Regions from separate parts of the Homo sapiens genome. Here regions 1, 2, 3, 4, 6 and 7 are each linked to region 5. Evidence: chromatin loops called from intact Hi-C (ENCODE). Cell type or tissue: endothelial cell of umbilical vein. All regions are shown on one strand.

Region 1 (4,000 bases), 260 kb after region 5:
ACACCGTCTAGGTTACTTGATCTAGTGGTCTCAGTGGAAAGACAGATAAACTTCAACTGCAGGCAGAAGACAAAAATTGACAAGGAGCGTCACCTTTCCTGACTGTTTAAATCCTTTAAGGAAGTGTCTGAGCAATTAGAGAGGGAGTGTAATCTTTGCAGAGTGCATTAACACTCTGCGACCTCCCAGACAATAGATCAGACCTCAGACACATAATGCTTCCCTAAGGCTTTTTAGCCAGTGTATTTGATCTCTTAGTCACTCCTGTGTTACTGTAGGTATCATCCACATAGAAGGCATTATTCATGAGCACTACTGTCCACTGACTCTCAGGCTGGACTGCAGTCAAGCAAAAAGCAGGAAAGACACCATAATTCTCTGCAGCACTTCCTGTATCTTTAAGATGGAAGCTGGTGGTAGGTCCAGATCTCTGGAAAATATTCTTTCACATTTATCTTTAAGCTACGAAGTCTGTAATGTAAAAAAGTGTATTAGCAACATTAATACCCATAGGTCATTAGATGATCATGGGGCGTGAATGGAACCAACCCCCAAAACATGCCACACTTTTTGTTTGTAAAATGAACTTCATAAGAGAGTCATTGGGAAAAATACCATGAGTGATAAACAACACTGGAATATGCAAAAGAAAGCAAAGGGGGAAAATCAAATAAAATCCTTGCACTGCAAGCTTTTAAATCTTCATCTATCCTGCAGGTTACTCTGCAGGACACACTAGTCAGGCAATAACCTATTTCCTGATGAACACGTCCTGTTCCAACTGCTAATCTCACAGTGGAAGCTTGGCTTTTACCATTTATTATAAACATTTTCAAGAACTGCTTACCACGATGTATTTTTTAACGGATTAGATTTTGGTCAGCTGCTAACAGAGCAGAGAACTGAATATTTTTTATATGAAGGCTGCAAAATAGGTTTTCAGAGTGTCTGACTTGCATTCCACTCCTCTCCCTCATGAGTAATTGGAAGAACAATTGAAACAGAATATAAGAAGGCCAGAGGTTTCTTTTCTTTCTTTTTCTGCCTCTTCTATTATATCATAAAAAAAATTCTGGATCCAAGGGTACAGCATATAAGACATTACTGGTTTGAACTTTACCATAAGACTTAGGGAAATGTTCAGAAGAAAGGCAGAGACTGCAATTCACATAATTTGCTCAAGACCATCACAGTTATCTGTTGATGACACTCAACATCTAAAGCCTAAAGTGTTTAAACCAAAATAATTACATTTTCTTAGAATCAAGGCAGCTCCACCTTGAAAATGTACACTGCAAAGGTTTTCTAAATGAGACTACAAGAAAATAGGAAAGTTGAAAATTAGTTTTATCCTTTAGAGTTTGCATTTTCAGATTCAAACTTAAAAAACCATAAATGAATATATATAGTCACAAAAAGCAATTTAAAAACTCTTGAACCTTAACTAGCAGAAAAGAAAGATCTCCTGTCTTCCAAATGCTTTCACTTTGCTTTGACAATGCCTCATGCCCAAAATAACTAAAAGAATTGAAAAAATGTTATCATATTCACTATGTATTGTCTAATGTTAAAAATATACATATTTATGTTTTGTTTTTATCCCTAGATAAAATAGCTTTCAAGAAATTTGTGATCCTAGTCACATTAAAACTAACTTGAAACACCTAACTAAGGGAGGAAATGGCCTCTGGAAGCAACTAGATTTGATACTATGATATGAAGGAATGTCTCTGTGAACACACACACACACACACACACACTCAGCGTCATGCCTAAGCAAGCCATGTCACACCCAAGAGCAAAGGCCTTTATAGAAGTGAAACCTAGCCAATGACATAAGCATCAAATTTTAGCTGCAGGTTAAAGAACGTAAAAATGAAATTAAAAAAAAAAGAAGCCTTAAAATGGTTATTTTCCTAATGAAATCTGTACCAACTGGGCAGTAATCTGGATCTTATTTCTTCTGCATAAGGAAGAATGTGCTACAGAATATTCAAGAAAATTATTATAAAAACAGAAAAGTACACAACATGAAAATTTGAATTTTTTTTACTAATGTAATAATTTCTGCTTATAGACGATTGTATCAAATTAAAAATAAATTGCTGAAATTAAAATCCCCAAGAAGTAGCCCACAGAAATTTACCTTAGGATTTTATCATTTATGAGTTTCTATCGCCACCTGCAGGACTATCTTTAAGTAAACTCAAGCGATTGCCAAGCTATTTGTTATTTTTCTTTCCTTTTCCTTTTTTCTCTCCCTCCTCTTATTCCCCAACCCTGTTTTTGATTAAATTTCCAGGAAATCAATTTTTTGAAAACATGTAGATTATCAAAAATGTAAAAATCGCCAATGAAATGCAAAATCAAATTTGCCGAAAGAGGTGCAGTTAATGAGGCCACAGTCGGCTAATTTTTTTTCACAGCTAAACACACTATGCATTTTCCTATTGTGAAAAGTAGAATTTGGGGATGGGGGTAATGAATTAGCCTATAAAAGTTTCCTTGCAAAAAAAATTGAGGGTCTCGGTGATTTCCAAGGAAAACTGCTCTTGCTATGGGACACAAAATGTTTATAATTGCATGTACCTAGCTTAACCCAGAGCAGAAGAAATGTGGCTATTAACAAAGGCATACTTAGCTGAAGAAGCAATACTCTATTCCTTAAAGAGAAGACAATGTAAGACAAGGCTTCACTAACAGCATCGCTAAAGCCTAATAAAGAGCAAGGTTTTAGAGCAGAAGTCAAAACTTAAACACCTCCCAAACACAAAAACACCGTTCATCATCATCATCATCCTTGTCATCATTGTGATCATCGTTATCATCTTCATTACTCTCATCACCATGGACACAACATTTTGATGAGGAAAATTCACCTGTTCCAACGGAAGAGTCAGTCAAGTGAGCACGAGGTAGCAATACAGATTTACATCTCCCTACGGCATGTTACCACTCTGAATAGCAACTCCACAGACTCACAAACTATTTTTACTCAAATGTAAGACCTGAGGGAAAATGTACCTAAAAAAAAAAAAAGCAGAGTCCAAGGATCCTGTGTATATGCAGTTTGTACTCAAGAACTAAAACCGTAATTTCAAAGTTTATGACTATACAAGCCGTGCATTGTAAAAGTAGTGTAGGACTGAGAATCCTCTATTCAAACAAATGAGGAGGCCTTGGGAAAATCACTTTCTGAAGCCTGCAGCTTTCTTCTTCCCCTCAGACTGACCATGAAAGCCCCTCCTACCTCATTCTGTGGCTCCATCTTTCCTATATTAAAAACAACAGCTGTTGGGTCTTGCCTAACACCAATGGGGCCCACAAGTATATTTCTGTTTTGTTTTGGGTTTTTTCCTTGACAAAATGAAGCATCCCAGACAATGAATTAAAACAGAAATTTTAAAGAGCTTGGGAAGCAATAGAAAAGTCATTTTAAAAGGCCAAAACCAATATGGATTTAGGTAATAAGAGAATCCCAGGGAGACTAGAACAGTCAGTAAACACTGTGCAAGAGCAAGGCTTAGATGATTACATATTGAACCTGATTTTGATTAAATATCAAAATCTTTTTTTTTGTATACGTGAGATGGGGATGATCAGGCTTTATAATAAAAATCTCCCTCTAAAACACATCTGTTATTTAAAAAGCCAATGACACAACCCCTAGATAAAGGGAGCAGTAACAAAACACACCTTTCTAAATCATAAATCAAATGGCAAAAGTACAACACGCTGTAGTAAACCCTGACCAGACCACAAAGAAGGCTTCTCTCCATAAACATCAGATCAGGCAGCTAGAACGATTACTGGGCTCTCTAGTAACTGTCACCTGTGGTGGGTCTAATTACAGGCTACCCCAGCAAGCACGCCCACATCACACAGCAATAAAAGGGCCCTCCGCTTGCCAAGCACAGCCAGACAATGGCGAGCACATGCCACCTGATGGGGAGCCCCAAAAGATCAGCCAGAGAGACTAATAAAAATGACAGCTTAGAAA
Region 2 (4,000 bases), 63 kb after region 5:
CCTTATCTGTTCTCAATTGCTCTTTAATATCACTTTGATATCTTTATTTGCTTAATTTCATGTCTTTGCATTTTTTTCAGGGAATATATTAACTGTAGCTAAGTCAGTCTTCTACCAACCTAAATATATCCTTTTTAATAATAATAATAGTTTGTAGTATTATTATAATAAAGCAAACATTTTTTGAGTTGTCTTTGTGCAGCTATTAGGTTAAGTACTTGATTATCATCACCATAGCCGAAGGAGTCAGATGCAATTTATTTCTTGTTTATTGTTAGAAAATCTGAGGCACGTAGAGTTTAGAATAGCTTGCCTTAGATCATATGGATAATAAGTATAAGAGCTAAGATCTTTTGCCTCTCAAGTGCGGGCCTCTAACCATTACACCACATAAGAATCACCCACATAAACTTCAGAGAGGAAAACGCCAGAGGCAGAAGGGCATGCTGGAGGAGAGACAGGGCACTAGCCCTGCCTCTATTCCTGCCTGCTCCTGGGCCCTCAGTGACCTGGAGCATGTCCTTCTCTGGAATTCGCTGTGCGCTCTGGTTAATAGGGCAGCACTCATGAATTCTAAGGTTTGTCCCAAATCCAAAGCTTGTGCTTTCCCTTCCAGGTTTTTAGTCAAGTCATTTCCCATCGTCTTGACTTCCTTTCCCAGCTCACCCACACGGCATCCCTCCCGTGATGGTTTATTTTATGTGTCGACCTGGTGAAGGAATGCCCAGACAGCTGGTAAAACATTTTTTCTGGGTGTGTCTGTAAGAGTGTTTTTGAGAGAAATCAGGATTCGAATTGGCAAACTGAGTAAGGAGATGACCCTCCCCCACATGGATGAGACTTCTCCAAACCTTTGAGGGACTGAATAGAACAAAAAGGCAGAAGACAGACAAATTTGAGCCTTTTGCTTGAGCTGGAACATCCATCTTTTTATACCCTCAGATATCAGCATTTACAGTTTGCCAGCTTTCAGATTCAGACCACAAATTACACTATCTGCCCCCTGATTCTCACGGGGGACTTTGAATTATACCACCAACTTTCCTTTGGAATTGGACTGAATTTTACCACCAACTTTCCTGGTTCTCCATCTTACAAATGGCAGATCATGGGACTTCTCGACCCCCATAACCATGCGAACCAATTCCTGTAGTAAATCTCTTCCTATCTGTCTTTCTATTTACTTATCTATCTCGTATTCGTTCTGTTCCTCTGAAGAACCCTAGTATACCTCCACCCATGGGCCTTCATTGCCTCATTCCCCCACCTTCTATTCCCTAATACACAGGCCCTTTGACTTTTTCTTACCCCTCATTCCATCAACACATTAAGGACTATGATAAACAAGCCATCGTTTTGCAGTGATTCAAATACAGCCTTGCATTTTCTCCAATTATTTTCTTCTCTGTATCGTTTCTTCCAAACTTGTTAGTACCTTTTCCTGAGTGGAACCTAGCCTTTTCCTTATTTTTTTACCCAAAAGTTTCAATGAAGACATCGATTAGTAAAATCGTATGGTTTTCAAGGGAAAACTACCATGCACAGCTCATTGCATCTCCTATGTGAAATTAGAGCCCAGTTTCTGCTACAGATAACTAATATATTGTTTATTAAAAGGTACTGATTTTTACAAGCAAACAAAAAGTAAGGCTGACTGTCAATTTCTGTCTCACAAAGGAGGTTTCTGGAAACATGTTTCCCAACCTGAGATACCTGAGATTCTAAATATTTTCGATAATTCGCTTTGCCATTTGGAAGATCTGAAATGCTTGTATCACTTTTTTTCTAACTGTTCCTCCCCTCCCCTTCCCAGTGAAGGCCAACATAAATACAGGATGAGAGGAGGGCGGCGGGGAGCTTGGGAGGGAGGAGGATGGGAAAAAGAAGAAGATTTCATATCAACATTCAGATTTGATGTACATTATGTGCAGCAGGATCCAGGAGGTAGAGAGGCCGCCAGCTGGGGTTTGTGGTTCCAGAGGAAACAGCTGTTTTGAGATTATAGGAACAAAGGAAGTGTCAGGCCGGAAGGAGAGCAGGAAGCCACTTCAGCCCCTCTGAGTTTTTGTGGTAGCTCCTCCTTGTACCAGGGCTGTGAGACCTTCGCACGGTGTTCTCTAGGACAAATTAATGTGAGAAAATAATAATAAAACCACGAAAACAGAATTTGATGGGGTTTGTCATTTGGCTTGGTTTAAACAAGTGGTTACTGGTTGTGTAAGCTTGACTCACAACCCTGCTTTCTCATGGAGCTATTCCCCCTGCCCTGGTAGCAGGCCATGGAAGATTTCAAAAACAGCTTCTTACTGTGGGAATGAAAATTTGTTCATTAAAGATGTTACCTTTTAAACTCTCTGCCTCCTACAAACAGCTTTAGGCTTCTCCCACACAAATGTCTCTCCTCTCTCTCTTGTATAATAGGGAACTCTTTTAAAATATCAAGTAATTAAAGCTCTTCATGGGTGAACTCACCCATTGAGAGGAATCCTCCAGCACACGAAATGGTGTCTGTATCAAATTCTAAATCTGTCTTTTAAAAAACCCAACATATTTTTCTGATTTTTGGCAGTAAGAGACCTAATTTTGTTCCAAACGCGATACACTTGCCTTTTTTTTTTTTCCTCAGTGGGTTTATATTCTCCAGCTCCATTTGGGTGAAAATTTCTGTTATCCAGAATGAGTCAAAGACAGATTAAATAGCTACCTATATTTAAATTTTCTCCCATATTCAATTGTAATTTGTGTTCCCAGATAAATAGAGTGAGGAACCAAGATGAGGGAAGGTGAGAAGAAATGATGATAGGAGACAAATGGAGTTGTCTTTTTTTTTTTTTTTAATTGCCTCACTGTTACTGGGAGGTAGTAAAAAAGAAAAGGAAAGAAAAGAAAAAACCTAGACAACACACTCAAGCCCATGTCTGCTGATCAGACTGTGATGTGTTTGACTTTAATTTGTGCAACCAGCCCCCTCTCCAACCTAGTGCAGATGCCATGTCCTTTTAACATCAGCAGCCACTGGCCTCATTCTCATACCCTGAAACATGTTCCCTGGAAGTATCTCACAACCAGCCAGGGCAGAGAAGCAACCCTGCATGCAGTGAAAAGCAAATTGTTCTTGTGTTATACTTAGGCAATTTTGTTTTCCATGAGGTGTTTTAGTTTTCTTTGATTTGGGGTTACATATAAACAAAGTTATGTTTAAGAAATAACCATGGAGAAAAGCAATGATCAGAGAGGAATGGTTCCATTTCAGGAGCAATGTAATACTTGTCTCCTGGATGTGAGCATGGACCATGTGCAATTTCCTTTCTCTTTCAAAGAAAATGGTGAGAAGACCAGTTCCATCAGCACCTTTGCTGCCCGGGAACCCAGGTATACATTCAATTCAATTCATCAATTTCTCAGTTAAAGTCATGAGGTGATTAATGTAAGAGGCTTGTCCTGAAGCTGTTCACTCATATTGGCTTCCAGTCAAAGATCGAAATTCATGAGCACACCATTCAGAACATTTTCCACAGGAGTTGACTCTATTCCCCTCTTTGATGAAGTGCCATTTCTTCTAAGGGTAGGGCAGTCACAGTTAACTAATAAGTTACCTCAAGGTTGTCGACTTCGCTGTGTTGTTTCCTGTGGGAGACTGGGAATGAAAACTCAAAAAGACATAGGACCATGTGCCCTTAGGGCTCAGAGGGACTGGAGATGTCATCTGGCTCAACAGAAGCATGTTATGGAGGAAGAAATGGAGCCAAGGGAGACTGAGTGCCTGTTCAAGGTCCCAGGCCTGAATGGCAGAGCTGGGCAAGACCCGTATCCCCTTACCACTCGCGAGCCTTTGCCACAGCTCAAGGCACATTTCTCAACGCATTTTACCTACGTGGGCAAAACAGATCGCGGGTTCTCCTTGATGAGGCAAAAGACTAAAACGATGGGCCAGTGACCGATGAAGGGTGGCAGGAGAGCTCACAGATGAGAGGGTGGAGAGACAAGAGAGGTCCTGGGA
Region 3 (4,000 bases), 170 kb before region 5:
TAAAAGACAAGAGTGTTTCGAAGCATTTAAACCTCTCCTTTTTTTTTTTTCTTTTTGAGACAGAGTCTCACTCTGTTGCCCAGGCTGGAGTGCAGTGGTGGGATCTCGGCTCACTGAAACCTCCACCTCCCGGGTTCAAGTGATTCTCATGCCTCAGCCTCCACCGGATGCTAGGATCACAGGCACACGCCACAACAACCTGGCTAATTTTTGTATGTTTTGTAGAAATGTGGTTTCACCATGTTGGCCAGCCTGGTGTGGAACTCCTGACTTCAAATGATCCACCCACCTCGGCCTCCCAAAGTGCTGGTATTACAGGCATGAGCCACCACGCCCAGCCAACATTTGAACCTCTCTGTAGTAATCTGACCCCAAGGTGAAAGTACACATATGAGATTTCTCATGTGTATTCTTCCCCCATATTATATAGCACTTATCAAATCGAATTTTAGTTATTGGTCATTGTCTTTCAGTGAGTTACTGCTTTAGGTACGAAGAGTGTCTTATTCATCCGTGCATCCTCTGTCCCCAAAGAGCATTTGGACCTTACTGAGAATTCAGCATGAGTTAACTGGGGTGACCTCACCTGCTGGGGTTGGGGGGCGGGGGGTTTGAATAATGTAGGAGATTGGGTTGGCATTTCTCTAGAACAGCACACAGGGCCCAGCTTTACACAAAAGAGACCCAATCATTCATTAAAGGGTAATTTAGGCCACATTCACCCAACTTGGATGAAAATTTCCAGAAAATGGAAATTCTGGCTTATTGTCCAGGTTGATTAATCGGTTTCAAATTTATTGGTGCTCATTTTGCTTGAATACTTGCCATAGACATGACAACATGTCCCTTTCATAGAAACGACAAATTCCACTTCAATTCCACAGCCCTTCATCAAAAACCCAGAGACAGCCTAAATCCTAAATCGTGCAGACAGTCATTAATACAGCAAAGCATATGCGTAATGAAGTCATTTGCTCCTCTGATCTATGAAATTCGGCTCGGTTACAAGCTTCCCTAGATAACCCGTTCAGGAACAGCAAGGGCTAGACAAACGTCCTGCACTTCAGTGATCAAAAAAAAATTAAATTAAAACCCAAATCATGGCAACCCAGAGGTGAAAAAATAAGTTGGAAGGCCTCATTTCAGAGTATGGACTCAAGCTGGCAAGCCAGGATTCTGATCTGGGCTGCCTCATTTACTACCTCTCTACCAGCGTGGTTTCTTTTATGTCCTCCTTTCCTCATCTAGAAAATGAAGATAAAAATACCACGGAACTCACAGGGTTGTTAAGGAGCGTAAAGAGTTCATACAGTTGAAACTCTTAGAATAGTGCCTGGCACACTATAAAACTACATCATTTTAGAATTAGTACCAAAAAGACGAAAAAAAAATCTGTTAGGCAAGGGATCTTCAGAATGCCCCCTTTTAAGAAATTCAAAGACGCCCCCTACCAAAAAAAAGTAATACATTTTTTAAGAAGCTGTCATAGTAGCTTGAGAATCACAAATGGTATCAAGGGCCGTACGGAAACAAAGAGGAACTTCTACGAAGGGCTTGAGATATTCTTCTCCGGCCTGGTCATTACATTAAAAGCCCTCTCCGTGCAAAGTGACTGCGCCGTCTGTTTGGCCATCGATGGATAGATAAGCGGCGGCAGGATGTGTTAATTTCTTGTTAAGCGCGTGTGCATGTGCACCCGGCAAACAATAGGCTCCAGGAGGCAGAGCTGCGCCGCCCCGGCCCCCACCGGCGCCCCATTTCCGGACTCTTGGCCACACACATCCCCCCTTTGTTTTCCCGGGGCCGGCCGCGCGTGTCGCTGCCGCGGCCACCCCACCAAGCTTTTCCGCCGGCCGCGCCTCGCCAGGAGGCCGCGAGGTCGCAGGGAGGAAGAGCGGGAGGAAGCAGCGGGCGGCGGCGGCGGGGCCTGGCCAGGGGGCGGCGGGCGACCGGGGGACGGGGGACTGGCGGCCCTGGGCCCGCGGAAGCGCCGCCGCCTCCCGCCGCGCTCGGGGAAGGCCTGCGCGCCGCGATAAGGCGCTTCCCCGGCCCATTGTCTGCGCGCCGCGGACGCCCAGTGAAAGTTCTCCGGGCCCGGCGGGGCGCGCAGCCCCACCCGCACCTGGAAGCCGGCGCCCTCCGGGGACGCTGGCCACTGTGACCCCCACCCCCGGCCGCCCACCCTCCAAAAGCGGAAGGGCGGAGGGGTCGCCTCTTGGGTGTCACCGGCCGGCGCACTCCAAAGGACTTTTAAAGGAGCTTTGTTAAACGGATCCTAAGTCCAGCTATTTGCTGGGGAAAATGCCTTTGGCTTCGGGCCAGGGCAGGTCCTCTCAGTTCTGGGAGAGTCAAGGCCACTTGCGTTTATGAGCCTCCTGGTTAATAAGTTACAAAAAGAAAAATGAAATGTGGAAGCAAGAAGTGTCATGTTGTACAAATTAATGTGCTTAATATACATACACGAGGGACACACATAAATATAATTTTGCTATTTACTAGCAGGATTTTTAAAAATGCCAGCTTTAAATTCCAAGCAATTGTGGTTGGAAATGAGACACATGTTGAAAGTTGCGTGATGTGTTTTTTCTTTCTTCATTCCGTTGAGTGTATAGCTGAGACCGTGTAACCTCATTTGGAGGTCACTGACGTTTTCAGTATAAATTTGAGACTCTTTATGTATGGCAGACCAGGACCAAGGGACTCTAATCCTTTACCCCCCACCCATGCCCCAGGCCGGAACCAGGATGAGCTGATATATGTGTATTTTTTTTTCTTCAGGGTAGCAGCATTTCAAGCCCATTCTCTCTATGTTGGCTGCTTCTGTGTGTTTGCCAGCTCTACAAGGATGTTCGTTACTGATCATTTACACAGAATACGGAAATAGCATAGAAAAGAACATCCCATTCATTCATACATCTATTATATATTGGACTAGTCCTATTATGTTTATTTCAAACAACCTGTCTATCATCTACTGCATGTAATACTCTAAATGAGCTTCTCTACTACAGTAAGGGCCTTTTAAAATACAAATGTCTCAATGGAAAAATATTCATCATCTATAGCACACCTGTCTGGCTGCCCAGTTCTAGCCCTGTTTGTTCACCGTCTTTGAGCTATTTGGTAACTCTGTAAATTATAGGTAACTGATAGCAGTGTCCTTTCTAGGATATAGTTAACCGAACACCACCACCTCCCTGGTGGAAAAGTTTCGTCTCCATTTACAATTCATCTCAACATTCTTTTATACATTTATGTATATTCCATATACATTTATGTTCTTTTGACTTTTCCTTTGAACTGGTTATGATATCTGCCTCTTTCCTTCGTATTATAGCAGTAACAGACATTCTTTAATATGTCTTCATATTTGTATCTGTATGAGAGTCATGATTTTATCGTTTTTTGAAAATTATCTTTTAACAGGCTTTCCAGTTATGTGTATCACAAATCAAAGGGAAAACAGGAAGGAAAGGCAGGAAAAAAAAATTAGTGACAATTTTAGTTCACAATCAGATGTAGGAGGTAAATCCATTAATTTGTTCATTACATATATGGAGCACTACCTGAGGGGTTATGACTGTGGTATGCTAATGCAAGGCACTTATTGTCTCTCTGAATTATTTTTATTAACTAATAAAAAATTGGAGGTAGGAAGAGCTCCAGAATTAGTGCCAGATCACTATTCAAGTCCTGATAGTGCCACTTACAGATTGTGGCCCAAGCAAGTTACTTAATCCTCAGAGCCTCAGTTTTCTTAGCTATAAAATGGGACTGCTAATAATTTCCTGCCCAGGATTATTAAAGGAATAAATGAGATAGTCTTTGTGAAACTGCTGCTACTGCATCTCTTGCTTAGGGAATATTGGTTGACTTTATATTGTATTCTGTTCTTTATTTGGAGTAAATACTTGGGAAATAGCAAGATAGTGTAAGATATCCAAACTGAGAGGCTACGAATATATAGTAGAAACAGGAGTTTGAGGCAGACATAAATTTA
Region 4 (4,000 bases), 510 kb before region 5:
CAATTGTTGCTAAATCAGAGGTAACATTTTGTTAAGGATCAGAATATTTACCTGATTTTTAAAATGGCTCCCCACAGACTACTTTAAGTTGACTATATATAGAATAATTTTAAAGTGGAGAAATCAAATAGCTGGTTGAACAGATAATGTAAACTAATATTACCAATGGGGAACAAATGGATATTGGTTTCCTCAGATGTGATACCATGAGAAAGCACATCTCTTACATACTGCTGTCCTAAAATATCTAACCTGAATATAATCATAACGGAACATCAGAAAAATCCAAAATGAGGCCCTTTCTATCAAAAAGGGCAAAGACTGTATTTTTCAAAATGTTAATGGCATACAATACACAAGATAACGGAATTTACAGATTAAAGGAATATGAAGAGCTCCGGCAGATCGATGCAATACCTGACCTTTATCTGGATCCTGCACTGAAGGGAAAACATGTTATAAGTAATATTAATAAGGTCAATTGAAAAAATTTGAATATGGATAATTGATTAAATAAAATAAACAGTGTAAAATTTACTGAATTTGATAACTATACTATAGTTAGATATAATATCTCCATTCTTAAGAAAAACACACCAAGCAACTTAGAGGTTATTCACCATAAAGTATGTAACTTACCTTCAAATGGTTCAGAAAAAAAATAAAATATATATTTTGTGAATGGGTACATATAGAGATATACCTACATACACAAACATGGACAAAGAAAAAGAGCAAATGGGATAAACATAATATACAATGTAAAGAATGGGCAGTGTGGCTAAAGGGTATATGGGTGTTCTTTGTATTAATTCTTCTAACTTTTCTGTGCATTCGAAATTACTTCTCAATAAAAAGTTTAAAATTTAAAAAGAAAAATATTTTATCGCTTAGACATCTTCAACTAGCTCAGACCTTAGCCCATTATGTTTGAATGGGTAGCCGCAGCTCCCCTGATCCTCCCCACCCCTATCCCTGCCCCTCCCTGGCTTCGTCTAACATTCTCAGATTGTTCTTTAGTGCTCTCCAGTGGTAATTTGGGGATTTTCATATCTTTACATTTGTCATTCTTCTGCTGCTTTTCTTCCTCTTCTACAAAAATGCTTACATCATTTTGTTCTATTGGTTATTTATTCTCACTTATTTGTAACACATGCATAATATTCTAAGGGATGAATCATTACAATTTAATTAAGTACTTTTGTATTTTTGGACAGAAGGCTACATCTATTTTTTCCCTCTAATAAATAGGAAATTTTTGTTGAAAATAAAGTTTTGTCCAGATTTTTTTATTGTTGCTTTAAAGTTTTAGAAGTATAATTCCTGGATTAATGGATATGGAGGTCTTTTTAGAAGAAGCTTAATACATATTGCCAGATTACGTAATAATCCAGTAAGAATATATTTTTGTTAAAATACAAAATTTGCACACACCTCTAGAGAACAACTTAAGGACAAAAAGGACCGCATTACAAAAAGATGTTAACTGTTAGTACTAATCATATTTTTGGTGGTCATGTTAATATTACTGTTTTGAGACAGATCTAGGGGGTAATGTGGAATAAAGAGAACAAGTAAGTGATATTCTAATCCTGTCATCCTTACTGATCTTAAAAATCACAAGTCTTGGTGTGAAACAGAGTACACGAGGTTCACTAATAATCTCATAGTCCTGAATTTGAATAGGAAGTATTAATAAGAACTCCTAATGTATTTTATCCTATAAACAAAACATTTTATTAATTTTTCCACTAAACAGACACAATGATCAACCCAGTAACAATGAGCACTCCTAGCTCCCAGATTGCAGTCTCTTAGTACAATTCCCTACTAGAAGGAACCAGCTCATCTTGGAGAAACGGCTGATTACACAACTGGAGTAGGAAATATACAAGATGATGTTAGAACATATGGTTATACCAGATATCAAAGAGACTATGAAAGACTGCCAAGGTTATGTTCAAATGACTCAGCAGCCAATGTGAAAAGATTTATTTTTCAATGTGAGAAATGGCTGATTACATGACTGGCATAGGAAATATACAAAATGGTGTTAGAACATATTGTTATACCAGATATCAAGGAGATTATAAAAGACTGCCAGGGTCATGTCCAAATGACTCAGTAGCCAATGTGAAAAGATTTGTTTTTCAAAAGGTAGAGACATGACTAGAGGACTCATCCAATGGTATTATAGGTTATATTGAAAAGGAATGACGTTGTGCTATGTGTACTGCCCTTAGAAGAGCTCTAGGATACACTGCGAAATCCTTAAAAAGGGCTAGGCATGGTGGTTCATGCCTATAATCCCAGTGCTTTGGGAGTCTGAGGAAGGAAGATTCCTTGAGGCCAGTAGGTCAAGACCAGCCTGGGCAACATAGTGAGACCTTATCTCTACAAAAAAAAAAAAAAAAAGTTAAAAAAATTAGCCAAGTATGGTGACAAACACCTATAGCTCTAACTACTTGAGAGGCTGAGGCAGGAGGATTCCTTGAGCCCAGCAGTTTGATGCTGCAGTGAGCTATAATCATGCCTCTGTACTACAGTCTAGGCAACAAAGTAAGACCCCCATCTCAAACAACAACAACAAAACGAAAACAAAAAAGAAAACATAAGAAAACTAAATTAAAAATAGAGTCATTAAGCAATATATAACATAAAACAGATGTAATATTATACTTTTTATACTGGTAAATATTCTGTGATAAATCAATTTGGTTTTAAGATTTTGCAAATTTTCCTGGCTAGTATATATTCTTTTAACTTGAGATATTATAGTAACTATTATCAGTAGTTTTAGGACTAGATTTTGAGCCTCCGTGGACAAAGATTATGCACATTTGGTGAGCTATTTGGCATTTGTAACAGTTTTATGCAAATAAATACATAAATGATGTTAGTAGATGCACTGACAAAAATAGAGATGTGTTAATCATATTTATTAAGAGGGAGGTTATTAAATCTCTTAATTCATGTAGTTTTCTCCTTGTTTGTATCAGAATCACATATTTGTTTTATAATCAGATAAATAAAACAAGGTAAAGAAGAAATAAAATGGAAAAATATGCGAGAAAGCTTAAGAATATGCCTCGCACACATCACCATCTGGAACCAAAATATTTTCACCATGCCAATGTTCACTGAACCAATAATTCTCTCTTGACCAATATGTGAGTGGAATGGATAACTTCCTATGAAGTTACTTCTGGTTCATTGGCAAAGAGCAGTCTATTGCACAACTGAGTGTCTGCTTACCTCCCTCCCATATTTTTATTTACAGGACAAGTACAAAATCATTTGTTGCCGATTAGAAAGAAAAAGGAAATTCCAGAGAGTTTCTCAGAATGACTTTTATTTTGATGGACATATTTTAATGAACCAAATTTATGTGAAAGTTTGTCCTGTTAAAAGTTCACAAAAATATCATGCATGATTGATCTCAAGACTGTGCCTTGATCCAAAGACAACACACAACAGCAGTCAAACATACATTTTATGGGCTTTTGCCTGTTTTGCAATAACACCGGAAAACATTATTTAATTAAAATTTAAAACCGTAACTGATTAATTTTCTGAGTAAACAATCCCTGTAAACATGGAATGTCAGCATTTTAAGGCTCCACGAGTATAAATTTTACTTCCGTTGCATAGACATCTGGGAAGGACTTTGGCACAAGCAAAAAAGGTGACAATGTGACCTGGAGGAGAAGGGCTGTTTGGAGACCTTGCACGTTCTGTAATGTCACTCCTGTCCATGAGGCTGAGGCCCAGTCAGGTGTAGGAAAGCTGCCCTGTCCTGTGTGACTGTGTTGGCATGGGCAGCTGTCACTCCATCTACAGCTCTTTGCTAGCTGTAAATTGCCGGGGGTGGGTGGTGTCCAAAAAGCCCAGCCAGTAGCTGATCCTGCTGCGGCCTCACTGGGACAATGAGGAAGAAATTCTTAGGAATTTGGTTGTTGACATGGCTGTGCAGAATTTAGACTGAGCACTCCCACTGGGT
Region 5 (4,000 bases):
CAGTACGATTAGAGAGCTGCCGATAAGAGAATGGCCATTGGTATTCTATGGTTTCAGTGTAGTCTGAAAATTAAATCCCTATGAAAATAATATATCTCTTCTCCTCTCCCCTACCCCCTCCTCCCTAGAAGCAGCTGCTTTTCACATTTAAATGTAGCAGTGGTAACAAGAGCCTCTTTTATCAGCTACTCCTATTCATAAGGCATTAAAATACACGCCGTTTCCTAATCCCTAGTGCAGCTCTAACAGGGGCTTCAGCTTTGTGCTGAAATAGCACGTATCTTTTAAAAGTAGCTGATGGAAATCATCTTCCAAACCGAATCAGTCTCTTAAAAGCAGCTCTCCCCAAGCACAGAACATAAATAGAGTCCAGGACACAGTGTGTGTCCAGCTCCCCTCTCCACTGTAAAGGGTTTGGGAAACAATGGCTGAGTTTGTTTATAAGTAGCCCAAGCGACTTGGCAAGCTGCTTCCCTCCTCTCTCTTCCCTCCCACCCCAGATCCCATACCCATCTTTACAGCAGCACCAGTTGCAGCGCCTCTTCTGGGAAAGGCATTGCTACTTCTGTGTAAGCCAATAGGCATTTGCTGAGCAAGGTCACTTTCAGAGGCAGCTCTTTCTGGAGGCAGCATCTACAGGAACGGTGGGCCAGGGGCTGGAGGCATGGATCAAATAGAAAATCACCTGGATTCCTGGTTAATCCACAGGCCTCAAGAGGAGTGCATGCGGGGCTGGTGAATTCCATAACCATGAGAGAGCTATTTTGTAGGCAGGTAGCTGATAGAAATGTACACAGCCATATGACACATACGTATATATATATAGTTTACATATAAACACAAGTATACACATATTTGTCCGCATCAGACAGTACTGATTCCCTGCACAATCACCTAGAAATAGCATTAGAAGCACTATTAACACAGAGGGAACATTTCAAATACAAACAAGAATAAGTAGCCTGAATTATGGTTAACTCTTGTGGCTATCGTTTTATTGAAATTACGTCCTGAAATTAACTTTTTCTTATATGTTAAAATTAAGGCTGGCCCTTTAAAAATAATTTATTTTTTGAATACTCAAGCTTTCATTCCGATATATCTGTTTTTCTATTTTCAGTAAATTAGGGGGTTTCTAGTCTCTGGTTTTATTACTAATAAAGAAGAGAAAAAGGTAGCAGAAATGTTTGTTGTATTTTGTGTTCAGCTTTATGTTTATTTTCTTTCAACTGCTTATAGAAGAGATCTCAGGAGGAAAAAAATACATCACATTCTTCTAACATTGTTTTACTCAAAGTTTTATTTTAGAAGTGTAATTATTTTTTTCTCATGGTAAGTAAGTGTTGCTAGAAGTGTTTTGGAATTTTAAGTTCCTCTGGCAGATATCTGTTTTTCAATTGCTGTGAATCTTTTTTTTTTCTAATTCTCTCTCTCTTCTTGATTTGAAACTGAAGTGCTGATGAATGTTCTTTGCCTTGTACAATAGATATCTTTTTACTTATAAAATGCCACAAAGTTATAAATTAGGAGGACTATCTACATGATAAGATTTTCTCCCTCCCTCATGTGCCAGCTAAATGTTGAAGAAGGCTGATAGGAACAGAAATAACATGTTCAAGGGAGAAATAATCCAAATAAATATATACCTTCATTTCATCTCTTTTGAAGAAAGTGTCCATCTCACCAAGGTTGTAAGGTTTTTAATAAAAGCAGAAAACTCTTCAGGTAATTATAAACGCCCTTTAATACTATTAAAGGAAAACGTAATTCCAATCATTGAGATTTATTGGAAATCTTACTTTCTGAGGCAGTGGCAATTATCTCTGAATCATGGAACCTGACTGCCCTCTTCTGGTTATAAACAGAAATAGGAACAGCCTGGAAGAATTCTATCACTGACAATAGGGTTATGTCTAGGAAATCTACGATAATAAGGAAATGTCCACATTCATATTAGAATCTGTGCCTGACAGGAATTAGAAACTGAATAATCTAACTTCCTCATGGCCCAGAATACAATGCTTTCTAATTGTTTTTTGACAGCAGTTCTGACTTTTGTACTATTTTATTTTATGTTTGGAGCCCTCAAGTCAGACCCAGGTGTTCAACTAAAGCTAAAGTGAAGAGCAGTAATTACTTTAAAATGTCCACAACTTTTTGAAAAACTGATATTAAGGGCAGCCAAGCATTCATAAATATTGCATTTGGGTTGGAGAAGAAATTCACTTTTATCAAAAGCTCAAAAAGTAATAATTGTCAATAATTAACTAGACTATATTTTAGAGATTAAAAGGTAACATAAAACTTTTCTCATATAAAATTAAACATAATGAAAATAACTATTATGTAATGCCATAATTACATGGGATCTCACTGGTTACTCGATAGAATGATCAATTGAGTAATCTTAGATCCATCCATTTTCTCCCTTAATCTGTATTAGGTGACATGATTTTCCATGTTCATACCATAATTAAAAAGCTTTGAATTTCTTTCTTTTTTTCCATTTTACCGCTGAAAAATGGTATAATGAATTCGGGATGATTGATAATTCTAGATAGAGGATCATTAAATGCCAACAGAAAAAAAAATTATGTTCAATTATAATTGTGATACTACGTCAAACAGATAGAGGAAATCCTAATTCTGAGCTCTATTAAAATGCACTTATTTCAATTTCCAGTTGCTATGTATGTCCTATTAGCAGCCTGACATTTTGAGTAGTACACTAATTCATATGAATTGGGTTTGAAATGAAAGCTTTCAAGTCAAGCTTTATGGAACACTGAATGTGCGATAAGCCCAGAATTAGCAAGAGAATGAGGTGATACTTTTTCGCCAAGTGAGCTTCTTGTATGAAGGCACAAAACCCGAATGCTCCGAATTATAAAATGCTTTAATTTCAAGGACCTCGCCCATAAGTAAAGCACACGTCGATTTTTCTCTGGAAACCTATTAAGTAGTTAGAAGCAGATAAAATTCTAGTCTGCAATTAGAAAATTAAAGGTCAGAGGTTAAGTGTGTGCCTTGCCAGGTAGGTCTCAGATGGATCTCCACCTGTCAGGTGTCAGGGTTGGGAACACATTTCAAAAGATCACACAAAGTGGGCTAAGAATACATGTAACTGGGCAAAGCTTACATCAGGCCAAGCGTAGCAAAAAGAAAGCAAGGCCCCCCCCGGTTTTCTAGGTGTCCCCTAGAGAAGCTGTAGGACTTGCAGTGGGATTCTGTGTTCCAGTGACCATTCCATCCTCCACAGCTCTGCCCTCCATCCTGCCTCATGTAGGTCTCCTTTCTTTCTTTCTTTCTTTTTTTTTTTTTTTTTTTTAAGACTGAGTCTTGCTCTGTCACCCAGGCTGGAATGCAATGGTGCCATCTCAGCTTACTGCAACCTCCGCCTCCTGGGTTCAAGTGATTCTCCTGCCTCAGCTTCCCGCATAGCTGGGATTACAGGTGCCCACCACCATGCCCAGCTAATTGTTGTTGTTGTTGTTTTTTAGTAGAGACAGTGTTTCATCACGTTGCCCAGGCTGGTCTCGAACTCCTGACTTCAAGTGATCCGCCCGCCTTGGCCTCCCAAAGTGTTGGGATTACGGGTGTGAGCCACCTGGTGCTCAGCCCATGTAGGTCTCTTTTGACAGGGCAAGGGTAAGAAGAGCCTTGAGGAGGATGGGGTGGGCTGGTCATCCTCAGGCATCAGGCTCTTAGGGGCCTGCACTTTGCAGTTGTCAGGGAATGCTGGCTGTGCACACCTGGAGAACTCAGGTAGTAAGGTATTGCAGTCCCCTGTGTGAGGAAGAGCCCTTTCCTGCTAAGAGTAAGAGCTGCTGTTTCTGGCTAGCTTGTTGTCCAGGCAACCCAGAATGGGCCCCCAAGGTCAGGTTTGGCCAATCCTGCTCAGGCACCTGATTGCATTAATAGAAGAGCACTGCACTAAGGGTCAACTTCTTACAGAGCTCTGCCGTTTTGTGATCACAAGAGAACTACTTCTCCTTTACCT
Region 6 (4,000 bases), 85 kb after region 5:
CTGAAAACAATAACAGACATTTGCTTTGCTCACAAATATGCAATTTGGGTCAGGCTCATTAGCAGTAGCACATGACTGTTATACACAGGGCAGCTGTGTTAGCTCCACTGAGGTCTGGAAGTGAGTTATCTATTCCAAGATAACTCACTCACACAGCTGGCAGTCCTTGCTGGGAACTGAGGTGGGGCTGTTGGCCAGAGGGCCTCAGGTCCTCTCCAAATGGGCCTCCCCATGAAGCCCTTTGGCTTCCTCAAAACAGGGTGGCTAATTTGCAAATGCGAGTGTTCAAGACAAGAAGAAGAAGTCATCAATCTCTTAAGGGCTGGTCTGACTGTTAGGAGTGAATTGTGTCCCCTTGAAAAGACATATTGGAATCCTAACTACCAGTACCTCAAAGCATGACCTTATTTGGAAATAGTATCTTTGTAAATATAGTCAAGTTAAGAGGTAGTCATTAGGGTGAGGCCTCATCCGACGTAACTAGTGTCCTTAATACAAAGGGTACATTGTGACAGAGACACAAATGTGCACAAAGAGAAGACAATACAAAGACTCACAAGGAGAATGCCATGCAGAGATCAAGGCCGAGATGGAATGATGCATCTACAAGCCAAAGATGGCCAGCAAACCATCAGGATGTGCGGAGAGGCATTGGACAGAGTCTCTTTCAGAGCCTCAGAAGGGACCAACTCAGCCAACACCTTATCTTGGACTTGCCACCTCCAGAACTGTGAGACAATTAATATTGTTTTTAAGGCCCCCATGTCTATGGTATTTTGCTATGGTAGCTCCAGGAGACTAATATACTGATACCACATCGCTGTTGACCAAAGCAGTCACAGAGCCAGCCCAGAGCATCAAGAAAATTCTTGGCCATCTTTAAGGACCACAGATATGGAAGCAGAGGCCATGGCTATCTTGTTTTTCACTACTTCACCACTGCCTGGTACATGAGTGGTGTACAGTGGATCTTTGTTGAAAGAAAGAAGAGGTTCCTCATTTTTTTTCTGCCTCAAATTGATTTAAACCTAACCTTCCTACTGTAATATTTCTTTCTAAAACATTCTAGTTTTTAGTACACAGACAAAAAAGGTATCATGATGGTTAGTGGCGTATGTTTCACTTCTACATTCTAAATTACAGTATTTCAAAGAAGTGTGTAGCCTACTATCCTCTGAGCCTCCACCTGCTGCCCGTGTACAGGCAAGGAGACTCGGTATGGCTGGAGCCCTAGGAATTGGGAAACTGTCAAAGAATCAGACCAGCACTGTATTTCCAGCCTCTTTTCCCATTAGGGATATACACGGACCTCTGAGTTCATCTGAGAAGCTCTTACTGGAAAGCTGATGCTATGTGCATATGGCTATGCCCAGGAAGATTACATTTGGCCAAGACCTCCTCATGGCAGGACGCAGAAACAGTGTTATGCTCCACAGCTCCCAGAATTACCAAAACAGGAGGAGGAGAAGGAGAAAGAGAACAGAGAAAGAAGGGGAAGAAAAGGAGGAAGAAATGGGAGGACGAGAACAGTTATTATTGATTAAGCCCCTACTATGTACCTGGTACTTTACACATGTTGTTTTATTTAATCGCCACAAAATTTTAATGCCGCAGGTATGAAGCTCCCTGTTGTACACCTGAGAAAACTGAGGCTCATAAATTACTGACTTTGTACCCATATCACACCATTAGAGAATGGTGAGACTGGGATTTAAATTCAGGTTCATAGAACTCTGAAAGCCACGTTTTTCACCATGACGCAGAACCAAGCAGAGTGGAGGGGTCAAGTTTATACCACACAGCCGTGTGCTCACATGGGAAGACCAGAGTCAGGTACCACGGAACGAGTCATTAAAAGTCACCTGCTGGTGTATCAAAAGTGACAGAAAACCTGGGGCTCTGGAATCCCTGTTTTCTATTTTGGAATATCCAGCTCATTCTCCTAATTCAAAGAACAAATTTTCCCAAAAGTGCATGAAATCCCACTGTACAGTTTCATACCAATTCACACACACACTTCCTCACTGAGTGCGATTTTTCTTAAATATACTATTGGCACTTTCTTAATAACTGTGGTCTCTTGGGAAAGTCATGTGAAAAATATCTGTTTCTATTTAAGACAGACAAAGGCAGGAGGAGAAAGGGGGCCCTCTCATCCCAGTGGCGTGCTGCCTTTTCCTGCCCAGCATTTCTTTCCACAACCGTTCGGGCCCGAGACATGTGATTCATTACACTCCCTTTCGCCTTCTCTCCTTGATACTTCAGGCCTGGCAGTTTGGAGGAAGAAGGAAGAGGGAGAGGGAGGGATGGGAGACAGGAGGGTATCGCTGATAAGCACAAAGACCCAGCCAACTCCGGAAGCCCAAGCTGCACACCGCTAAGAGGAGCTGACTTCCAGCAACATGAAAAGATGAGTGAGGAGGCGGCTTACGGGAACTTCCTTTTCTTGTGGTGTGGCCGGGTCATAATGGTGCTGTGGTTACACAGCAAAGGCTCATTAAAACAATAACTAAACCACAAGTGCTATAACTAAGAATTCTCTTTTGCAGCACGCTTTGCTGAAATAGCTGGAGAATGGGTCCCTGTCTCCTGCCACTTACTCGCCCTGCTCCTGGTGTACGGTAAGATTAATTTAGAACAGAAAAGAGGAGCAGAAATCCCTTACATCCTAATATAACTTTCCGGATGACAGTGAAGAGAGGTTCAGGCGCTTACATATTCAAGAAAAAGCATTGTAGATAGATCTTTCTGGATCATAAGGAGGTCTCCATTTAGAGTTAAATTCCACGTTCAGAGTATAATTTTCTTTGGGCACTATAGAAGTGCCGTAGCTCATGCTATCATGAAAGAATGGCTGGCTGCATTTTCAAAATGCTTCCCTAGGTGGTACATGCATTTGAATTAGTGAAAAAGGTAGAAATGAAGAGCCAAAGGCAAGTAATTCAATATAACCAATTGGCATTTTAAAATTTCACATTTCCCTAGCACCTTTTTGCTTAACTCATCTAAAATTCCAAACAGCCTCTCCCAGGACAGATAAAAATAACCCTATAGTTCCAACAATATAAGATTATAGGGGGATTTAATCCTAAATTGTCCATTTCTAAAATGTAAGTATGACCGAACTATAGGTCATTCAAGCTCTTTTTCAATTATCATATAACTGTGTCTGGCAAACATACTTGCTTATTCCCAATCCCCGAATTGCAATGGTTTTCTATTCAGTACCAACTAACATGCAAACTTTCTAGCCTGGCCTTGAAGATTCTTTAAGTTCAGGTTCTGGCCCACCCCAGCTCTCAGCTCTTTTCTCTTACACTTCCCAACAGGCACACCGCATGTGCTAAAGTGGATTTCTCATCCTGCTCCAAGTTAGCCAAGAGCATCTGTACAACCACTGGGAAGTCAACTTCACTTCAGATCTCGCCTGCACCTCTCCACCTTATGGTCTGCCCAGGAGCTAATGGATTTGGAGATGTAGCAGACCTGGAGCTAACTCTATCCTGCCGCTTATTAGTGAGGCAGTCTTGGGCAGAGAGAACACTGACTCAGTTGAAAGTGCTCAGAAAGTCTTGACCTCATAGAATTCTTGCAAGTATTAAATGAGAAAATGAATATAAAAGACTCAGCAGAGCACGTGACATAAAATAAGGACTAAAGAAAGAGAGGATGTTGTTGCTACAAATATTACTACCTCCAGTTGTCAAAATCCTTTCATCATGCCAAAAGTTAATCCAAATGCAACCTCCAAGGTTATTGTATTTGGAAGCGCTCTTTCCCCTCTGAACTGTAGAGCTAAATTGCATAGAGGGGATTTCTCACATGTAGCTATTCCATGTAATTATTTTAATATAATATAAAAATAAGAATGTCTAATACTTATATATGTGTTCATTAGTACTCTAAGCACTTTACATACATTATTTCATTTACTCCCCACAGTACCTCTGTGTGCCTTGTACTGTTATTATCCCCATCTTACAGATGAAGAAACTGATAC
Region 7 (4,000 bases), 120 kb before region 5:
GATCCATTACCATCTTAAATGTGGCCAATGGCCTCCTCTGCAAGCTGAGTCTGTGTCCACTTGGCCTGACCCACTTAGCATTCGAGCACCTGCTTGCTTCTCTGGCATAACATGATAGGCTCCTGTGATTTCTTTACTAAGTAGAACAAATAATGACTATTAACATTTCACTGAAAGCAAACACATACCTTTCGTGCTATTACCAGTGTTTGCTTAATTAATGTTATTTTTTGAAATTAGACTTCTGAATATAGCGGATACATATCAAGCCTCAATGTGTCTGTCATAAATGGCTTTTGTGGAGAGAAATTTGCTTACCAATAAAATCTCTACGTGTTTGTTTTAATTCATTTGAATTCAAAATTGACTTTTTAAGATTCTTGAGAATGTGAACTACATCTTATTCTTCTTTGTCCCGGTACTAGGTGCAGTAAGTGTAGATGCTCAATTAACATTTGTTAAACAACATTAAATACCTGCACAGCTCTGTCTGTGTGTGTGCCTGTGTGTGTGCGTGCATACATGAACTGAATTGAAATACCCCAGAGTGAGGATGCCAGGAGGTCTGTAAGTTAACAGAAACCACATTTCATCTTTATCTTTTCACTTAAAAGCTGATTGGCCTCTGATTTTCAAGGTTATCACCCTTGTCTGCGAACTGAAGGGGCTTGAAACGCTCCTTGCAAATGCAGTTGTTGACTTTCAAACAAGGATCTTCTCCCTGGCTCCTGCTCCTGTGACCCACCCCTCCCGGAAACCAGTGGGTTTCTGAGTGACTTATGCTTCAGTGGCTGAAATGATTGGAGCTGACTCAAACACTACAGGCAGGGCTCACAGCCACACGCTCGGCCTAACTTATGTAAACATGTCCTGATGACAGCATTCTCCTACCCCATCTGCAGCTGCAAGGGAATCCATTATTTTTCCAGTCCCCGGGGAAGAAAAAGGTCTTGGGCATCATTACTCCTAGGCAAATGTAACTGACTCTACCGCATACCTTAATTTGCTTGCCACAATTATAGGTCACTCACCCGCTTTGTTATTTTCAATGACTCCCACCCCCCCGCTTTTTTGTTCTTATCAATAATAAATGGAGCCCTTGGATCATGCCACTGTAATATTTGGATATTATGCAAATGCTAATAATAACAAGGTAGCATCAGCAACACCCTGGTTTTATCAGCTGGTCAGATGCTCTATTAGGCAGTCAGTGAGGAGTTCAAGCAAATTGGTTATGTTAATGTCCTGTAGTACTTGGAAAAGACGAGGAGTTGGCAATTAATTTTTTCCAAGCTGCAAGCCGACAGGCAAATTTATATTCCTCCCTCTCTGTGGGATCAAGCTAAGAGAAGGTGAGGTAGAAAAGTGAGCTTCAAGTAGCTTTCCAGGATCTAATTGAACAGTGCTAAATAAAGCCTGGAGAGCAGAGGCAAGAGGGGAGAGAGTGCACCCAACAATGGGCAAGCGGTGCTCTTCCCCATTCATTCCACTGACAGGGCTTTTGCAACTTAAACCTGTTTTATTAATTATGTTTGACATTTCCTTAATTAGTTTCATTTACATCCCATCAGCCCCTACCAGACGATTGCTCCATACATCATTTTACTAGGGTAGTGTGATGCCTACAGAATTATAACAACAACAGACAATTTTATGTAACTTACAGGAAATTAGTGGACAGTTCTTTCCATTTTACATGGTTTTATAGAAAGGGGTAGAGGAGAATTCATCTGGTAGTTTTTTTTTTTCCACATGAATTTCTAACCTACACTAATACATTCATAAAGCTAAAAGTATCCAAATCATAAATTTATATGCTCGAGTTTATTATCCAGCTGTAGGATTTACCAAATCTTAAAAACTGCTCATAAGTTTAAAAAGATATAAGCCTACATAAATGAGGTGGAAACACAAGCATACCAGGAATTGCCTTAGTCCTTGACACCTAATGTCCCCTGCTCCCACTTCCCAAGTGTACCTATTTGCTTCTTACCTGGGAACTCAGCCAGCACTCAGATACAGGTGCCCCAGGGTTACCAAGCCCTTAGGTATAAGGTTGAGCAAAATTAAATTGATTGAGTAAGTGGATTAATGAATGAATAAAATGGAAGCCCCAGGTCCTGATTTTATCTGCCAAATTCACTTTGTGGATATGAGTCATCTAACTCTCTGGCTTTGTTATAAGAGTATGGAATGATATAGTGTATATGACAGGCGTTTATAAGCATGAAGCACTGTGCTCATCTAAGGTACTATTTTTGTTGGCATTATCGTTGCTCAAGTCTTAGGTCTGCTATAGAGGTGCCTTGCAGTGCTCTTGCTGCCTGCAATTATGAGTCAGTGCTTTAGGAGTCTGATTTCTAGCCCACAAGCTTTTTGCATAGAGCCCTAAGCTTTATGTCAGCTTCCCATCTGAGATCCTGATTCCAAGATAATGGTCTTTTTGCCCATGTGGACAAATGGCACCTTCCCACTGTTCTTTGTCTTGATTGAGTTGAAGTTTAACTCTGGCCTTATTGTACCTTCCCGATCCTCACTTCCATAGCCACCTCCTTGTGCTTGGTCAGAGAGAAACAACCAACTTCCCTCTCTGCCCAGCTTCCCCGCATATGATGACTTCTTACTACCCAGGTCACTATATTTGCATGAAACTTATATTCAGAATCAATAGAAGATGAATATCTTTGTCAAACTGTATTTTGCCAAGTGACTAAGGACTACAGACTTGTTTATTAACACTACCAGTTAACCAAAACCATGTTAAATGTGTCTGACTGATCACTACTACTACTAATCCAGCTTACATTGTTTTCACTCCCAAAAGCTACCATGATTTTTGATTGAAATTATGATGGAGGGTTATGACAGCTATTGGTTTTACAATGTTTTATTGGGCAATAGCCAATTGGTAATGCACAGGACAGCTCTTCAGAACCCGGGCTGCGTGTTTCAGCCTGAGCTTCAAAGACATGAGTTGGCACTGTTTCCAAGTAATGTACCTCAATCAATTAATAACTTCTACTTATGCTAATCCATAACACTTTAATAAGTACCTATGAACCACAATCACCACATAATTCTTCACTGAATGTATTAGACTTTATATGAATACATCTCTTCTTTTTTTAACCACCAAACAGCTCTCTTTCTTTCTGAATCTATCAGAGAGAAAGATCTTTGAATTATTTTCTGTCTTAGAGAAATTGGTGGTTCTCTTCTTTTCTAAAACGATCTGTGGTATGAAATTGTCCCTTTATAATTTCTTAAGTATCCTCCTCTCTCCAGATTTCTGCTATTAATTACATCCATATTTCCTTTTTACTAGAAATAAAAAGAAAACTGCAATTTTCGTCTATGAGCTTTTCTAATTGCTAGTCTATTTTTCTATTGTTTTCACTACCAGAATGAGTCATCAATATCTGCTGTAGCTTGTTCTTTTCTCTGATTACCTTACAGACTCACTCATACCTCTACCATTGATGTAAGATTCCTTAACATCACCACTTCCCTTCTAATTAACATCTGAAATCTCAATTCTTAAGCCTGTTTTTTGTGACTTTCACGTTAAATCAGCCCATCTTTCTTGACACAACTTTTTCCTCTCCTCTTTCTTCCTTCTTCCAATCCATCAAAAAAAAACAAATTAAGAGCCTACACTGTACAAGTAACAATTGTTGAGGGTTCATCATAAGGAAGGTAAAATTCTACTTCTTTAAGAGCTGGAATGACTGGATGTGCAAACACGACATGTGGAGAAAGAAGCGAGTGCTCCAGTAAACGATGGTCTTTCCTTCAAAGACAGCCAGCATTTCCACGGTCCTGTTCCCATGGTAAGGTTAGTGTTTTTCTCCATGTTTCCCTGTCACCAGTCCTGTTTATTCCTTGCATTTTTTTTTCCTCCAAGTCCTCTGTTATCTAACAAATTCCTAATTACTGGCTATTGGTTATTGTTCTCTAAGATGGTTTTAACCTTGACTTTTTTTTTTCAACTTTCCTTGTC

The links. Hi-C counts contacts between places; a loop is a spot of excess contacts. Peaks named below come from ENCODE experiments on the same cell type or tissue, not always from the same donor. Only the 100,000 strongest peaks of a DNase experiment are listed, where the experiment ranks them.
Region 1: a loop joins it to region 5, with 4 times the contacts of the local background. A loop is called at or near these places in 11 of 110 quality-filtered maps.
Region 2: it touches region 5 in a loop (4-fold over the local background); 3 of 110 quality-filtered maps call a loop at or near these places.
Region 3: a loop joins it to region 5, with 10 times the contacts of the local background. A loop is called at or near these places in 17 of 110 quality-filtered maps.
Region 4: it touches region 5 in a loop (15-fold over the local background); 3 of 110 quality-filtered maps call a loop at or near these places.
Region 6: it touches region 5 in a loop (7-fold over the local background); 7 of 110 quality-filtered maps call a loop at or near these places.
Region 7: it touches region 5 in a loop (2.1-fold over the local background); 3 of 110 quality-filtered maps call a loop at or near these places.

What each region holds. Positions count from the first base shown.
Region 1 is chr15:94,411,330-94,415,329 of GRCh38, reverse strand. All of the region lies in intron 17 of MCTP2 (multiple C2 and transmembrane domain containing 2), which reads right to left. Among named protein-coding and RNA genes, the nearest start is that of LINC02852, 180 kb to the left of the region's middle. In endothelial cell of umbilical vein, no CTCF peak of the experiment used is centred here; a DNase peak (open chromatin) is centred at 2,159.
Region 2 is chr15:94,605,472-94,609,471 of GRCh38, reverse strand. No RefSeq gene overlaps it. Among named protein-coding and RNA genes, the nearest start is that of LINC02852, 18 kb to the right of the region's middle. In endothelial cell of umbilical vein, no CTCF peak of the experiment used is centred here; a DNase peak (open chromatin) is centred at 2,041; H3K27ac peaks cover 2,875 bases.
Region 3 is chr15:94,843,008-94,847,007 of GRCh38, reverse strand. No RefSeq gene overlaps it. Among named protein-coding and RNA genes, the nearest start is that of LINC02852, 260 kb to the right of the region's middle. In endothelial cell of umbilical vein, no CTCF peak of the experiment used is centred here; DNase peaks (open chromatin) are centred at 1,757 and 2,367; H3K27ac peaks cover 3,787 bases.
Region 4 is chr15:95,174,393-95,178,392 of GRCh38, reverse strand. No RefSeq gene overlaps it. Among named protein-coding and RNA genes, the nearest start is that of LETR1, 150 kb to the left of the region's middle. In endothelial cell of umbilical vein, no CTCF peak of the experiment used is centred here; DNase peaks (open chromatin) are centred at 1,042, 2,002 and 3,372; H3K27ac peaks cover 2,830 bases.
Region 5 is chr15:94,668,480-94,672,479 of GRCh38, reverse strand. No RefSeq gene overlaps it. Among named protein-coding and RNA genes, the nearest start is that of LINC02852, 81 kb to the right of the region's middle. In endothelial cell of umbilical vein, CTCF peaks have their summits at 543 and 1,867 (motif pointing left); DNase peaks (open chromatin) are centred at 489 and 1,829; H3K27ac peaks cover 2,219 bases.
Region 6 is chr15:94,583,375-94,587,374 of GRCh38, reverse strand. LINC02852 (long intergenic non-protein coding RNA 2852) reads left to right here. Exons shown (of 3, transcript XR_932641.4): 2 at 2,550-2,621; 3 at 3,330-3,863. Among named protein-coding and RNA genes, the nearest start is that of LINC02852, 3.9 kb to the left of the region's middle. In endothelial cell of umbilical vein, no CTCF peak of the experiment used is centred here; a DNase peak (open chromatin) is centred at 2,264; H3K27ac peaks cover 1,979 bases.
Region 7 is chr15:94,790,642-94,794,641 of GRCh38, reverse strand. It overlaps LOC105370988 (a long non-coding RNA gene), which reads left to right and starts at 3,473. Exons shown (of 3, transcript XR_932644.3): 1 at 3,473-3,835. In endothelial cell of umbilical vein, no CTCF peak of the experiment used is centred here; a DNase peak (open chromatin) is centred at 2,231; H3K27ac peaks cover 754 bases.